Regions from separate parts of the Homo sapiens genome. Here region 1 is linked to region 2. Evidence: read pairs that join two places in POLR2A ChIA-PET (ENCODE). Cell type or tissue: IMR-90. All regions are shown on one strand. Each heading gives the region's core, and the rest is flanking DNA. Links, peaks and the distances in the headings are about the cores only.

Region 1 (2,933 bases), core at 168-2,667, 130 kb before region 2:
CGTAAGTTGTCTGTACGTAGGAAACAGTAATTCTGTCCAAACTAATTTACAGAATTCACCCTGGAACATATTTTTCAATTGGGAAAATATTTTCATTGTTTGGAACTGTGATATAGAAAGTCATTCCTTTTATTATTTAGAATTGAGAATACATAAACTGGAAAACAAGAAGGAATACTTCATTGTTCTTAAAATGCCATTACATTTAATATTAGTGTAAATCAAAGAACATACTGCTATTCTTATTTTCCCTCCACCATACAAAATTACTGATGTTTACAAGTTAGGACACTTAGTAAGATAGGTTAAAAAAAAAGAAAAAAAATATATATAGTTTTCAGTCTACTCCATCTGGACTGTAATTTGCTACATCTGGTCAAGAAGATCAACCTACAAATATTTAACTTCTACTTATACAAACAGGAAATATTTAATTGAGTGCTTACTAGGAAATGCTTGTTCTAGTATTTTTATAGGCATTATCTAATTTCACCTCAGTAACTCTTAAAAGATACATTAACTCTTAAAAGATACATTATTCATCCCATCTTCTATAAAACTTGGGACCAGGGAGTTTAAGGAACTTGTCCTAGTTTGCACATCTAAAAGATAAGTACTGTGGTGATGGCTTGTGTTCTTACTTATAACTGTATAACTCCAAAATCTGTAGCTATAGTATTTATTTTCCTACAACTTCTTCCAATTGATGCTTAGAGATCCCTTATGTAGTTTCTATGCATTTGCAATTAAAATCCATTCTTGTACCTCTTACATGGCCCTTTCATTGCTTAATATCTCTATGTAATTTTTTTGGTTTAGGCTGAGGTGGCTTTTTTTTTTTTTTTTTTTTTTAAAGTTTGGCCTCTCTGAAACTAAGGTAGAATTACAGATCTTAGAATTGGAAGTAAGGATGAAGGGTATCCATTTGATAAACAGATCTCTTTGAATGACCATTCAATCAGGGCCTGAACATATCCAGTGATACAGCCCGTGCCTCTGGCAGCAGCCCGTTTCCATCCTCACACAACTCAGAGTGCCTGAAATTTCAGACTTTTATTGACTCTGGGTAGCATAGCATTGATCATTTGTAATCTTTTGGATGCCAATGAAATGAATGCCATTTCTTTTTTTTTTTTTTTTTGAGACTGAATGTTGCTCTGTCACCCAGGCTGGAGTGCAGTGGTGCAATCTCGGCTCACTGCAACCTCTACCTCCCAGGTTCAAGCAATTCTCTTGCCTCAGCCTCCCGAGTAGCTAGGATTACAGGCACCCGCCATCAAGCCCAGCTTATTTTTTTGTATTTTTAGTAGAGACAGGGTTTCACCATGTTGGCCAGGTTGGTCTTGAACTCCTGACCTCGTGATCCACCCGCCTTGGACTACCAAAGTGCTGAGATTACAGGCATGAGCCACCGTGTCCAGCCAATAAATGCCATTTCAATTTAGATATTATGTAGTGGATTTTCTGTCCCTCCTCTCTGGAGACTAACAGCTCTCATTTATTTCAGCTGTGATTCACATGAATACAAACTCTTTTCCTTCCTTCCTTCCTTCCTTCCTTCCTTCCTTCCTTCCTTCCTTCTTCCCTCCCTCCTTCCCTCCCTCCCTTCCTTCCTCCCCTTCTTCTTTTTTTTGTGTGTGTGGAGAGTGGGGTGGGGTAGGGAGTAAGGCCAGCCTAGTATTGTACTATTTCTCATGAAGAAATGAGAAAAATATCTTTTAACAATTTGTTAACAATTTTTGTCTATAGGATAGGTAAATATATAAAAAGATAGATATTCCATTTTACATTGTTGACCAGGTAATATGAAAAAAAAATGTGAGTTAGGCATGATGAGCTATTAATTATATATTTCCGCAGGGAATGTTCATTCTGGTAGATAAGATTGCAATAATTGACAGTGGGATGCAGGTTATAAGAGTAATTCAAGCAAAATGTAACAGGAAGCTCTCTGAGAATTTCTTGGCAGTTGCATTTGAACTAGCTTTAAGCGTGGCTCTATTCTGTAGCTGTTGGAGTCAGGAAAAATAGCAACAAAGGCCAAAGAGTGAATGAGCACAGTGCATGGTTTCCCGCATGATAGAGGACATGAGAAGTACTGGGATAGGGTCTAAATTTAAATGATAGTGACCTGACCTTTAGTGCTAAGTTAAAGAGTATGAATTTTATCCTCTGTTGAAATCATATTTTTGATGATAAAATGATAAAATGAAGAGGTCAGTAGGACAAATAGATAAAGCAAGGCAATCAATCACATGGCTAATATATGTTTCCTGATGTTAATAGCTGGAACAGAGGACAGGTCTACATTGCAGCTTTCTCTCTTCGGAAGGCACATCGCATTCTACATTTTTCTGGATGCTGATGAAAATTTCCTACTAAGTGTGCACCCGAAAAATCTAAAGCACTGATTCAGGACATACAGTTTTGGAGAATCCTCAAAAATTCTATCCCATGGGGGTGGGGTGTGTGTGTGTACATGTGTGCGTGCATTGAGCAAAACATATTTTTAAGAAGCCAATAATTAATTAGCTTCCAAGCACAAAAATGGACTTATATTTAATGTTATTTTTAATCTGAAAGTGTTCCTGTCACTAAAGTATAGGTATATTGTTTAGTATTTGCCTATTCACAGCAGAAGCAAACTGGAGAGCAAAAACAAATGAAAAATTGAAGTCAGATGGTAAAATTAATTTAATTCATGTTTTCATGAAAGCCTCATCTCAGTTTCTCTCTATATATCAGCTCCAAAATGCTTGAAAGAATTTAGGCAGTACAGTGAATCATTTAATGATCAAAAAGACATATTAAAATATTTCAAATAAAAGAGGCCTCAAGGAACCTAAGAGGTTAAACCGGATGTTTCCCCCACATTCCTATTTTGTTAGGTTCTGTGCTTATCCTTCTATCTAATGGCTTGGAACAAATGAAAC
Region 2 (2,933 bases), core at 327-2,826:
AGTGGCAAAGAAAATTGATTTCTCATTCTAAGCTTCTTGTAAGATCAAGAATCTCTCATAATTACATTTTAGCTCCCAAGCTTTTACATTAAATGGTAGAAATTATTTAAGTGTAAGACTAAAAGCAAGAGATTGGAGATATTGTACTCTATAAATGCTTGCACTGCATCAATAAATATAGTGAAAGGAGACGGTGAAATCTTAATTTGTCATTTTTGTTGTATTGTCTTACATGGAGTGTTTACATCCAGAGGTGAGGTTATGCCAGTGCAAAACCATGCATCTTTCTGGCTGCTGGGGCCATTATCTCTTCTGCTTGGTCATGATGGGCATTCTGATTGGTCTTTTTGTGCAGTGCAGGTTGCTAAACACTTTGAATAACACTTTTCCTTAACTCTGGGATTATTTTATTTATTACATATCTCAATGGTACTTTTTTAGCATTATGTTAGAAACAAAACAATAAAGAATAGTTTATATTGTTTTTCAGTTTGAAAAGAGAATTTGTATTTTAGCATGATGCCATAGTAAAAAATTAAATGTATTCAATAAAATTATTCTGAGCATCTCTAATCCAAAGAAAGATTAATTGCATTTAGTTGTAGTATATTCCATTCATTATGTCAAATACTTCACTTATTTTACTAATAACACTCATGCTTGTGGTGCTAATAGAGGCACCAAACTTCTCCAGTACACTGAATTCATTACATGCATTTGTAATTTTGCCTAAGAATTAGTGACATAACTAAATCTCACTGAGAATTAAGATATATTTGGGAAATATATACTATATATTGCACTACTTTTTTCCTTTATTTTATTTTTGAGACAGATTCTTGTTCTATTGCTTAGGCTACAGTGCAGTGGCATGATCTCAGTTCACTGCAACCTCCACCTCCCAGGTTCAAGCAATTCTCCTACCTCAGCCTCCCAAGTAGCTGGGACTACAGGCATGCACCATCACGCCCAGCTAATTTTTGTATTTTTAGTAGAGATGGGGTTTCACCATGTTGGGCCAGGCTGGTCTGCAACTCCTGGCCTCAAGTGATCCACCCGCATCGGCCTCTCAAAGTGCTAGGATTAGAGGTGTGAGCTACCATACCTGGCCTGCACTACTATTTTAAGTAGAACCATTGAGGCCATGTGTTATTATATAATTTATAATTATGTTTATTAGATTTTAATCAAAAGATAATTTTCTCTTTATCTTAATAGTGTCCCAGCAAAACATTTGGTGGTTTTGACTCTACAAAGGACCTTCCTGATGATGTTATAACCTTTGCAAGAAGTCATCCAGCCATGTACAATCCAGTGTTTCCTATGAACAATCGCCCAATAGTGATCAAAACGGATGTAAATTATCAATTTACACAAATTGTCGTAGACCGAGTGGATGCAGAAGATGGACAGTATGATGTTATGTTTATCGGAACAGGTAAATTTTTAAATTTCAGCTGTAAACTTTTTTCCGAACACTATGTTTAACTGATTAAGTTGATCTTTGAACATCTCAGGGGTTGGGATGCCAACCCTCTGTGCAGTTGAAAATCCACATATAACTAACTTTTGATTTCCCCAAAACTTAACTACTAATAGCCTACTGTTGACTGGAAGCCTTACCTATAAGATAAACAGTTGATTAGCTTCATATGTTGTATGCCATATGTATTAGATATTGTATTCCTACAATAAAACAAGCTAGAGAAAAGGAAGTGTTCTGAAAATTATAGGGAAGAGAAAATATATTTAATGTTCATTAAGTGGAACTGGATCACCCTTGTCTTCCTGTTGAGTAGGCTACAGAGAAGGAAGAGTAAGAGTTGACATTGCTCTCCCAAGGGTGGTAGGAGCAGATGAAGATTTGTATATAAGTGGACCCACACAGTTCAAACCCATGTTGTTCAAGGGTCAAATGTATACTAAGAACTGAGGCCAGTTTCTATCGTTACTTTCAAGGTATAATTCACCTTTAATAAATGACTAAATAACATGAATATTCTTCCATTACAAATTTATTATCTTTTCTGACAAGTTGAGACATACTAATTTAAAATAAATTCCCTTTTCTGTGACAAGTAGATAAGTTTAATCAGGTAAAGCTAATGATTAGGTAAGCAATCAGTGTTTATAATTGCATCATAACTTTTCTGGCCAGTGGCTTTTTAGAACAAAGATATATTACTCAAATCCTGCCTTAAATTCCCAAGACATTCAATAATAGTTCCAGAATATTAGTACAAAATTATCTGAACTTTAAAATTACAATAAGGTGAACATCATCTAGTAAATAAATGTTAGCAATAAAATTTTTTCAGTGTTTCTGTCATACAATGAAAAGAAAAAAAATTCATTAGAAAAACAACATAATTGATTCAAGTAATTCTTAGATACATTTCTATGGACATTTAACAATTCACTTTTACTAATTCCATAATTAGAAACAGACTTTTTCAGGTATATTTTCAGAATGAATTCCATTGTTATTATGATATATTATTTTATTTTTTCCCAGCTCTTTTTAATAGTAATATTATTTTTGAAAGTCCCGGTTACAAATCTGATACTTGCTACTTAGGGTCAGATTCCAAGGTAATAAATTTCTAGTCTCCATTAACGCTGTTAACTGACATAAATCAATGGGAAACAGAGTGAGTGCTCCACTGAAACCTTGTATAACAACATTTATTTTCCCTTAGTGAGAAACAGAAAAAAAATTGCATTAACTACAGGAGAATGGCAACCATATAGTAACTGCTTTAAAGACTTAAAGTTTTATAACAAAATTGTGAAATACTTATGTTATCAGGTGTAACAGTGTCAGGTTCTGAGTAATATATTAAAGTCTACTTTTATGAGTGAGAAAGTTTCTCTACCAAATAAAAGAATCCAAAGCAGACCCAGGGTTTCATAAAGGCAATGAATTGCAAGTA

The links. ChIA-PET counts read pairs that join two places held together with the same protein. Peaks named below come from ENCODE experiments on the same cell type or tissue, not always from the same donor. Only the 100,000 strongest peaks of a DNase experiment are listed, where the experiment ranks them.
Region 1: POLR2A ChIA-PET joins it to region 2 with 12 read pairs; 2 of 35 experiments call an interaction of 5 or more read pairs at or near these places.

Annotation. Positions count from the first base shown.
Region 1 is chr7:84,135,609-84,138,541 of GRCh38, reverse strand. All of the region lies in intron 1 of SEMA3A (semaphorin 3A), which reads left to right. Among named protein-coding and RNA genes, the nearest start is that of SEMA3A, 58 kb to the left of the region's middle. In IMR-90, for the core only: no CTCF peak of the experiment used is centred there; no DNase peak of the experiment used is centred there; H3K27ac peaks cover 1,099 bases.
Region 2 is chr7:84,003,844-84,006,776 of GRCh38, reverse strand. SEMA3A (semaphorin 3A) reads left to right here. Exons shown (of 17, transcript NM_006080.3): 11 at 1,219-1,438. Among named protein-coding and RNA genes, the nearest start is that of SEMA3A, 190 kb to the left of the region's middle. In IMR-90, for the core only: no CTCF peak of the experiment used is centred there; no DNase peak of the experiment used is centred there.